3 separate regions of the Mus musculus genome follow, and regions 1 and 2 are each linked to region 3. A link is a loop called in an ENCODE intact Hi-C map of the cell type or tissue named here. Cell type or tissue: heart. All regions are shown on one strand. Region 1 overlaps Hipk1 (homeodomain interacting protein kinase 1). Region 2 overlaps Ptpn22 (protein tyrosine phosphatase, non-receptor type 22 (lymphoid)). Region 3 holds the start of Dclre1b (DNA cross-link repair 1B).

The links. A loop is a pair of places that touch in the nucleus more often than their neighbours do. Peaks named below come from ENCODE experiments on the same cell type or tissue, not always from the same donor. Only the 100,000 strongest peaks of a DNase experiment are listed, where the experiment ranks them.
Region 1: a loop joins it to region 3, with 2.8 times the contacts of the local background. A loop is called at or near these places in 6 of 42 quality-filtered maps.
Region 2: a loop joins it to region 3, with 2.2 times the contacts of the local background. A loop is called at or near these places in 13 of 42 quality-filtered maps.

Annotation. Positions count from the first base shown.
Region 1 is chr3:103,751,792-103,754,291 of GRCm38, reverse strand. It overlaps Hipk1 (homeodomain interacting protein kinase 1), which reads left to right. Exons shown (of 16, transcript NM_010432.2): 9 at 1-91; 10 at 778-912. Among named protein-coding and RNA genes, the nearest start is that of Olfml3, 15 kb to the right of the region's middle. In heart, a CTCF peak has its summit at 1,084 (motif pointing left); no DNase peak of the experiment used is centred here.
Region 2 is chr3:103,886,651-103,889,150 of GRCm38, reverse strand. It overlaps Ptpn22 (protein tyrosine phosphatase, non-receptor type 22 (lymphoid)), which reads right to left. Exons shown (of 21, transcript NM_008979.2): 14 at 556-639; 15 at 295-416. Among named protein-coding and RNA genes, the nearest start is that of Rsbn1, 26 kb to the left of the region's middle. In heart, a CTCF peak has its summit at 1,377 (motif pointing right); no DNase peak of the experiment used is centred here.
Region 3 is chr3:103,808,262-103,810,761 of GRCm38, reverse strand. It overlaps Dclre1b (DNA cross-link repair 1B), which reads left to right and starts at 1,375. Exons shown (of 4, transcript NM_133865.2): 1 at 1,375-1,862. The coding sequence starts at 1,674. It overlaps Ap4b1 (adaptor-related protein complex AP-4, beta 1), which reads right to left and starts at 1,245. Exons shown (of 10, transcript NM_026193.2): 1 at 705-1,245. The coding sequence starts at 817. It overlaps Gm15471 (predicted gene 15471), which reads right to left. Exons shown (of 5, transcript NR_040412.1): 5 at 2,322-2,500. In heart, no CTCF peak of the experiment used is centred here; a DNase peak (open chromatin) is centred at 1,271; H3K4me3 peaks cover 2,500 bases; H3K27ac peaks cover 2,149 bases.

The DNA.
Region 1 (2,500 bases), 56 kb after region 3:
ATTCCCTGTGAGGATGGATAATGCTGTGCCAATTGTACCCCAGGCGCCTGCTGCTCAGCCGCTGCAGATCCAGTCAGGAGTACTCACACAGGTAAAAGCCGGAGCAGCACTATTGAGAAACAAATATTTTGTCCTGAAAAAAAAAAAAAAAGTGGTATTTGCTTTGACTATAAGATCTTTCTTGCTCATGATTCAGACGTCTTAAAATGAAATATCTCTAAGAAAGCAGAATATTTATTCCTGTCCTTTACAACTCTCCCATTGTCTCTTTAGACTTGTAGAGATGGCGCTCTGTACATTGAGAAATGTCATGAGAGTACAGAGTTTTCCAGATGATCGAGAAACTGAGGTCATAGACAAAATCATGAAGGATGTGTATAGTATACAACATTACACTTTGAATTCCATGTGTAAATGTTTGTGCTCCACAACAAACCAGAAATTCTGAAATCCAAAAACTTATTTTGTGAGTAGAAGGAAGATTTCTTCATAAGTGAAATGCCTGTGTTCTATAGGATGTTCTGAATCTGGTTCAAGACCTAGACCTATAGCTTATACCTAAGATTCCTATATCTCTTTTTACCTGATATCATTGACTTTTGGCGTAGTGGGCTAAAGCCACTCACGGCTGAAAAGGAAAGGTTGTGTTTGGCATGTGCGTTTAGGTGGTAGGAAATTAGCTCATTGTCAGTTATAACTTGGGGGGATGCAAACCCGTCTGAACCCAGATAACCTGCCTCGGTGTTCATTCACTCACCTGCCTGATCTACATTTCAGGGAAGCTGTACACCACTAATGGTAGCAACTCTCCACCCTCAAGTAGCCACCATCACGCCGCAGTATGCGGTGCCCTTTACCCTGAGCTGCGCAGCAGGCCGGCCGGCGCTGGTTGAACAGACTGCTGCTGTACTGGTAATTCCCTCACTTGATTGTGTTACTAACGGAGTTTCTTTGGTTTCTTTCTTTTTTTATTTTTTCCTGTTTGTTTTTGTTCTGTTCTTCTGGTTTTCTCATTCAAAAAACAAAACCAAAAAACCTAGCTTAGTCTTTGCAGAGGGCATGGAAGCATGTGCCATCTTGTGGCTGTGTCCTTGCTACATCTTTAATGTCTCATTGTTTCCTCCCCAACATTTGCTGAAGCACTGTTTGACTCTGAGGATCTGTGAGGTTCTTCTTTGCAAGCCTGGTGTGGTTAAAGCTCTCTGTGTAGCCGCAGGCAAGCTTCAGCACTCCACCTGTTTTCTACCCTCTCTTACCCTGGTCTTATGAGATGGGAGCAAATGAACAGCCTTCCATGTGGCCCTGCCACAGGAATCCAGATGCCAAAACTTGAACTCCCTGTCAAGCTAGCTGCTCCTTTTTGTTATTGTAATCTCCTAATACTTTCGTGTGTATGGAAATGTTTAAAATGGCCTTAACGTATGGCTTTCTCATCCCGTGAACTTCCTTCTGTGACTGTCTGAAGATAGTGCTTTTGCCATTCATGATCAGTGGCACCTTTCATCTTCCATGTAAGGGTGTTCCCATTAAATACACTTAGAGCATTCTGCTCATCAGAAATTAAAAGTGGACCTATTTGTAGGGATTGTTCTGACAAATTATGTTACAAATAAATTGCAGTACAAAGATGGAAATATGGCTGACAAACTTGCAAGCACAGTATCTTTGTTTAGAAGTCCCAAGGAGAGAGTCAGCTCAGATAGCTGAGTGGTGGGTGTGTCCAGCTCAGAGATGGAAACAAGACAGCTGGCTTTGCAGTGTATTCTAGGATTTGTAACCTCCAGAGTGATTTAGGCTGTGTTTTGTTTTGGTTTATTTTGGTGAATTAGAATTATCTCAAATCCAGCATTTCATTATTTGACATTTAAAATTAGGTAAGCCCCTGCAAACCTAAATGATACTTTTGAATCTCCTGGTATTTATCTTTCGCAGTGGATTTAAATTTCTGTTACCTCTCAAGTGTTCATGAATGGAAACGCTTTCTGAAACATACTTGCATGGAGCTTGTTTGGTTTGCAGTTGTGTCACCTGTGGGTTGTTTCTCATAAGCATCAAACCTGAGTGCCAGGGAGTCAGACACAATTCCAGCCCACCTTTTAATTTGCTCACTTATAATAGTTTTGAGATTGGAAATGTCAGTTGACCTTTCACCTTTGCTGCTCTTCTTAAGTTTGCTCTAGCCATTTGTTAAGCTTTGCATATTTTTGTTCTTCCTCTGTCAAAACAGTTCGTCGCTTGGAACGCCAGATTTCTGCCTCCCATTGGAATGTTATTTCTTGCTCTGTATTAAACTACACGCTTTGTCTTGCGCAGGTGTTGGCTTATGGAAAGACGCATGGTGTGACTTAACATCTCTTATTTTCTGTTCTGTTCTGTTTTGTTTTAAATTCTGCCTATGGTAGCAGACGTGTTTGCAGTTTCTCTGCTCAGAAGGCTTCTTGTTTGGAACCAGTATTTGTAACAAGTGGATCTGTTACTTGCAGAAATATTTTTGAAACTG
Region 2 (2,500 bases), 78 kb before region 3:
CCAAATGAAGAGAAGGGTCTGGAGAGATAGCGCAGCAGTTAGAGCACTTGTTGCTCTGGCAGGAGACCTGGGTTCCGTTCCCAGCACTCACATGGTGGCTCACAACCATCCCCAAATCCAGTTCCAGAGGATCCCATGCCCTCTTTTGACTTCTGCAGGCACAGATACACATGTATACATACAAGCAAAACATTCTAACACCTAAAATAAAATAAATATGTCTAAACAATTAAGTGTGTAGAATAAAACTACAGTCAGTTGAATACAAATGAGTTGAGTCAGAAAAGGACAAACCTTGCTTGGTGTAAACCCTACAGAGTCATGGCTCTTCATTTCAGATGTCCCACTGCATTCTGGTGATGCTCCAAATGTTACCACCAGAGGTAAGGATTCGGTAACACGTGGTGAGGGCTCTCCTGCGAGAAAGCAGGTATGGCCAGTTCTTAGGAAGGAGGTTATATTTAAAGGAGGCAGATGGATGCGCAGCAGCAGCACATAGAACACTGAAGGGACCTGAGAAGGGACACACACTTCATACTTACTGACTGTACTCACCGGCTTCCTCAACCACAATAAAAGACTCGGGTGTCCGTTCAGGGAGTGGCGGGGGGATTTCATCATCTGTCCTCCGAGAAGGAGCTAACCAAGTAATAGAAATGTAATCGCAATGTTTTATAAGAATAAAGAAGATTCTTGCATTCTAATCTCATCCTAAGTATAAATTTAACAGATTTGCATTTGCTTACTCTAGGCAAAAGAATAAATTAGTCTGTAGGTAAATTTTTTTATTCTTTGAAATTCTTTGCTGGATGTAAAGATTTAAGTGTGCCCCCACATTCTGATGGAGTTGCTATTAGGGCGGTTTGGATTATCTTCTACATAACTCTTTCCTTTTGTTTTCCATTGAATTCACAATAGGACATTTTCATCAGCTAAACATTTATTTATGCAGGAGATATTTTTAAAAATCTTTTTTTTTTTTTTTTTTTTTTTTTTTGCTGGATAGTGCTGGCACATGCCTTTAATTCCAGCACTTGAGAAGCAAAGGCAGGTGGATTGGTTCTTTGAGTTTGAGGCCAGCCAGGTCTACAGAGTGAGTTCCAGAACAGTAAGGGCTACACAGAGAAACCCTGTCTTAAAAAAAAAAAAACAAAAACAAAAACAAAACTAAAAACAAAAGCAAAAGCAAAATATTCTTTCTTCAGTCCACCCAGAACCCAAAATATGAATGTTTGTTACAGAAACAGATATAGTTTATCAAGAAAGAGGGAGAAGCTTCTGGGATTGGAAGTGAACTAGAGCGCTAGGACAGGGTTTTCTGTCTAAGGATACTCAAAATGTGTGAACATTTTACATGCCATTATAAGAAACGGCCACCAGATGGCAGACATGTCAATTTTGCTACATTATGAAAATAACTTTGTTGTTATTTTTGATGCTCTAAGAAATTTAAAGTATTATGGCTATTTATAAAAAGAAAACATCAGATGGTGAAATGACTCAGTGGGTAAAGCCTGAAAACCTGAGTTCTGAAAACCCAGAATCACATGGTAGAACGAGAAACACCTCTCTCTCTCTCTCTCTCTCTCTCTCTCTGTACAAGTCACCTCTGACCTACACACACACACACACACACACACACACACACACACACACACACACCATATACACAGAGAGAAGGAAAGAGAGAAACTAATGCCAGCAGCTGGGAATCTGAAGCAGGACTGCTGTGAGTTGTAGATCAGCCTGACATCTATGAAATCCAGGCCAGCATGGGTAGTAAGACCTTATCTAAATCAAGAAAAGAGAGAAGAAAGAGACGTGTGCTGGGGCTCTAGCTCAGTTACAGAGCTCTTTCCTAGCTGGCTGGATTCAAGCCCTGTGACGTCAAAAAAAAAAAAAAAAAAAAAAAAAGGACAAAAGAAATGACATTTAATAATATAGAACAACAGTTTTCTATTTTTTCTAAGTAAATGCTCTCCACAGATTACCTCAAGATATGCCTAAGAGAATTAAACATGATCTTTGCTTCCTTCATCTTCAACATCAAACTATTAGGGCTGCAGATTCAACTTAAACACCTACCTGACATGCGTGAGGTACTAGGTTCAATCCACTTTACTAAAAAGAAAAGGCAAAGAAACACCCCATAATAACCTCTAATAGTAGGCTCACTATTACTTTCTGACTACTTAGTTAAAACAGTATATTTGCTATATAAAAAAAATTCTAGAATTTTAAGAGATAAATATAAATGTGTTAAAAGATTTTTTAAAAAAATGTCACACGATACTAAACATATTCTCATCGACTTAGACACTGCAAAAGCGCAGGAAATCAGGCCCTATCCTTTCCACTCCTACAGGAAAAGAATTCAATGCTTAGCAATGCATTCAACTCATTACAGATGCATAAGGGTATAACAAATATTACTGGGAGATCGTGCAGTGCTGTTGATCAGTTTGCCCTCTGTACTTGGGAAGCTGCTTCTGCATGCTAA
Region 3 (2,500 bases):
CCCTAGATCACGATTTTTTAAAAAAGGACCCCATGGGACTTTTGTGTCCTACCTACAGTTTTGAGCTACAACTATAGATTAGTTACACGTTCAAACATATATAATAGAAAAAATCCTAACCAAAGTGAGGAGACAAGGCTACTTATTAATAAACTACCACAACAGGCTTTGGTAATTACAGCCTGAGCCAACAACAGTACAACTTTAAGAACAAGAATTGATATTTTGAATTTTTCATACCACCTGACAGTAGACAATGTTTTCAAGGTTGACTAGCAAGCTTGGTAGGGTGCCTGGTGACATTCATAACACAAATACAAGCAGAATAGTAGGTTTAAAGAGGAGAAGAATGATAGTATTATTTTGGTCATATCTTTGATGAACTATCCAAGTCGAAATGTAAAGCAAGCAGAAAGATATACAGGTCTGAATCTAGAAAAAAGGGAGAACTGTTCTACGTTAAGTCATTGAACCAGGAGTCAGCCGCAATTGCTAAAGCCTGTGGTATGAAGGAGACCTCTCAACTGGGCATGGTGTTCCACACGGAAGACTGAGATGACAACCCAGAAATGCAGCCTCAAGGCCAAAAGATAAAACTGCCCTTCTTTAACTTTTTCAGAGTGATCGCAGAGCTCTGAAGAGGATTAAAAGTGGGGCCGGGGGGGGGGGGGGGGAGTTAGAATTCTATGGTAGGTTGGTGATACCTAATAACTCGCTGGATGACATTCCGGTAGCGCAGCCTATCAGCCTGAATATGAGGGTTACACAGAGCCTTCTTCAGTTCCTTCACCACGTCCTCAGAGCCAAGGTATGGCATCGTCGCCAACACTCACGGGACAGTTTCCACAGACCCGTAGGGAACTCGTGGGCTCCTCCTAATTTCGATGTGGGAGCCTGAATAAAGGAGATGTAGTCAGTGAAAACACTAACGGCGAGATGTCACTTTGCTGTGCCTGCCCCCCAGGGCGGAACACATTCTTGGGTCCTCGGGCGAGCCCCGACCCTTCAGGAGCCGCCCGGAGACCCACAGGCCGTTGGCTCTGCCCAGCAGATCTCAACTCTCTCTAGGCCCAGTTACGAATTCTACACTAGCAAAAGGCCAAAGACCTAGCACAGCCTCCTCCCTGGGAATCTAGTCCCAGTGGCCGAGGACACCCCAGACAGCTTCCTGCGGAAATCCCGCCCCGTCGCCCTGAGACACAAGGAGCAGCTTTCCGGGTCGCGCCGAGCGCCGAGCGCAGGTCCGGGGGGGGGGGGGGGGGGGCACCGACCTCCGGACGCCCTTCCCCCACCCATTCTCCCCCTCGGCGCAGGCGCGCAGCTCACTGTGTGAGCGCCGCGGCCGGCGATCGGAAATCAACTACTAGGGTCTGTCTCCCCGCCGCCGCGCGAGCTTTGACAATGTGGGGACTGGGCCCGAGCTCCAGCGCGCGGTTGTGAGTGATGCTCTCCCGACTTCTTCCGCGTTGGGCGCTTTCATCCTGATCGTCCCGAGCGCGGCCACCTTCTTTTTTCTCACTCTGTCTACTAATTCCGTTTCTGGGATGGTTTTCCTTTAGGGCTTCTGGACTTGTTCCAGAGTCCACTTGTCATTGGGACGCTGTCGTGGAAACCTCACTCAGGAGTGCGGTTCCCGCGAAGACCCCACTGGGTGACACCTCAACTCTGCCACCATGAACGGGGTCGTAATCCCCCAAACGCCCATTGCTGTGGACTTTTGGAGCCTGCGCCGTGCCGGTTCGGCGCGGCTCTTCTTCTTAACCCACATGCACTGTGACCACACGGTGGGTTTGTCTAGCACTTGGGCCCGGCCCCTCTACTGCTCTCCCATCACTGCTTGCCTCTTGCATCGTCGCCTGCAGGTATTGGGGCTGGGATTTGATCGCTGAGACCTAGTCCAGGAATCTGGGTGGGGACTTCTGATCTGTCACAGTTTGGGGGATTACCGAGTGGGAGACATAAGGACTGAATTTTTACAAATGTGGGAATTGATCCCGGAATGAGACTGGCTTCTAGTTAACTACCTGGAGGTTTTTAGTCAAGGAAATGATTCCTATCTTTTCAAAAACCAGTGCTTTCCTAATTTGCATTTAAGAATCTACCAGACTGTTCAGTGATAGAACACTTGTTTAGTGTGTGCAAGAACCCTAAGTTAGATCCCCAACACTCATTGCCCGCCCCCAATAATTCATCTAATGTGCTAGATAAAAACACATATTGTCTAACATCTCCTCATCTTGTCTGTGTCAGTAGAAGTGGCTGGTGTGAGACTGGAACTTTTTTTGACAGTTGTTTCCCACCCATGGCTGGGATTATCATGATAGGAGAAAGTGTGAGAATCTTTATTTAGACTGTTTTCAGATTCTGAGTTTAAATCTGTACAAAGGGTGGGAGACAGAAGAGGAAGGAGAGATTTCTTGGGAATCCTTATAACAGCTTACATGAGAGTGGTTCAGAACTCGGTCAGCTTTCCTTGATGAAAGAGAAGTCTATGGTTACT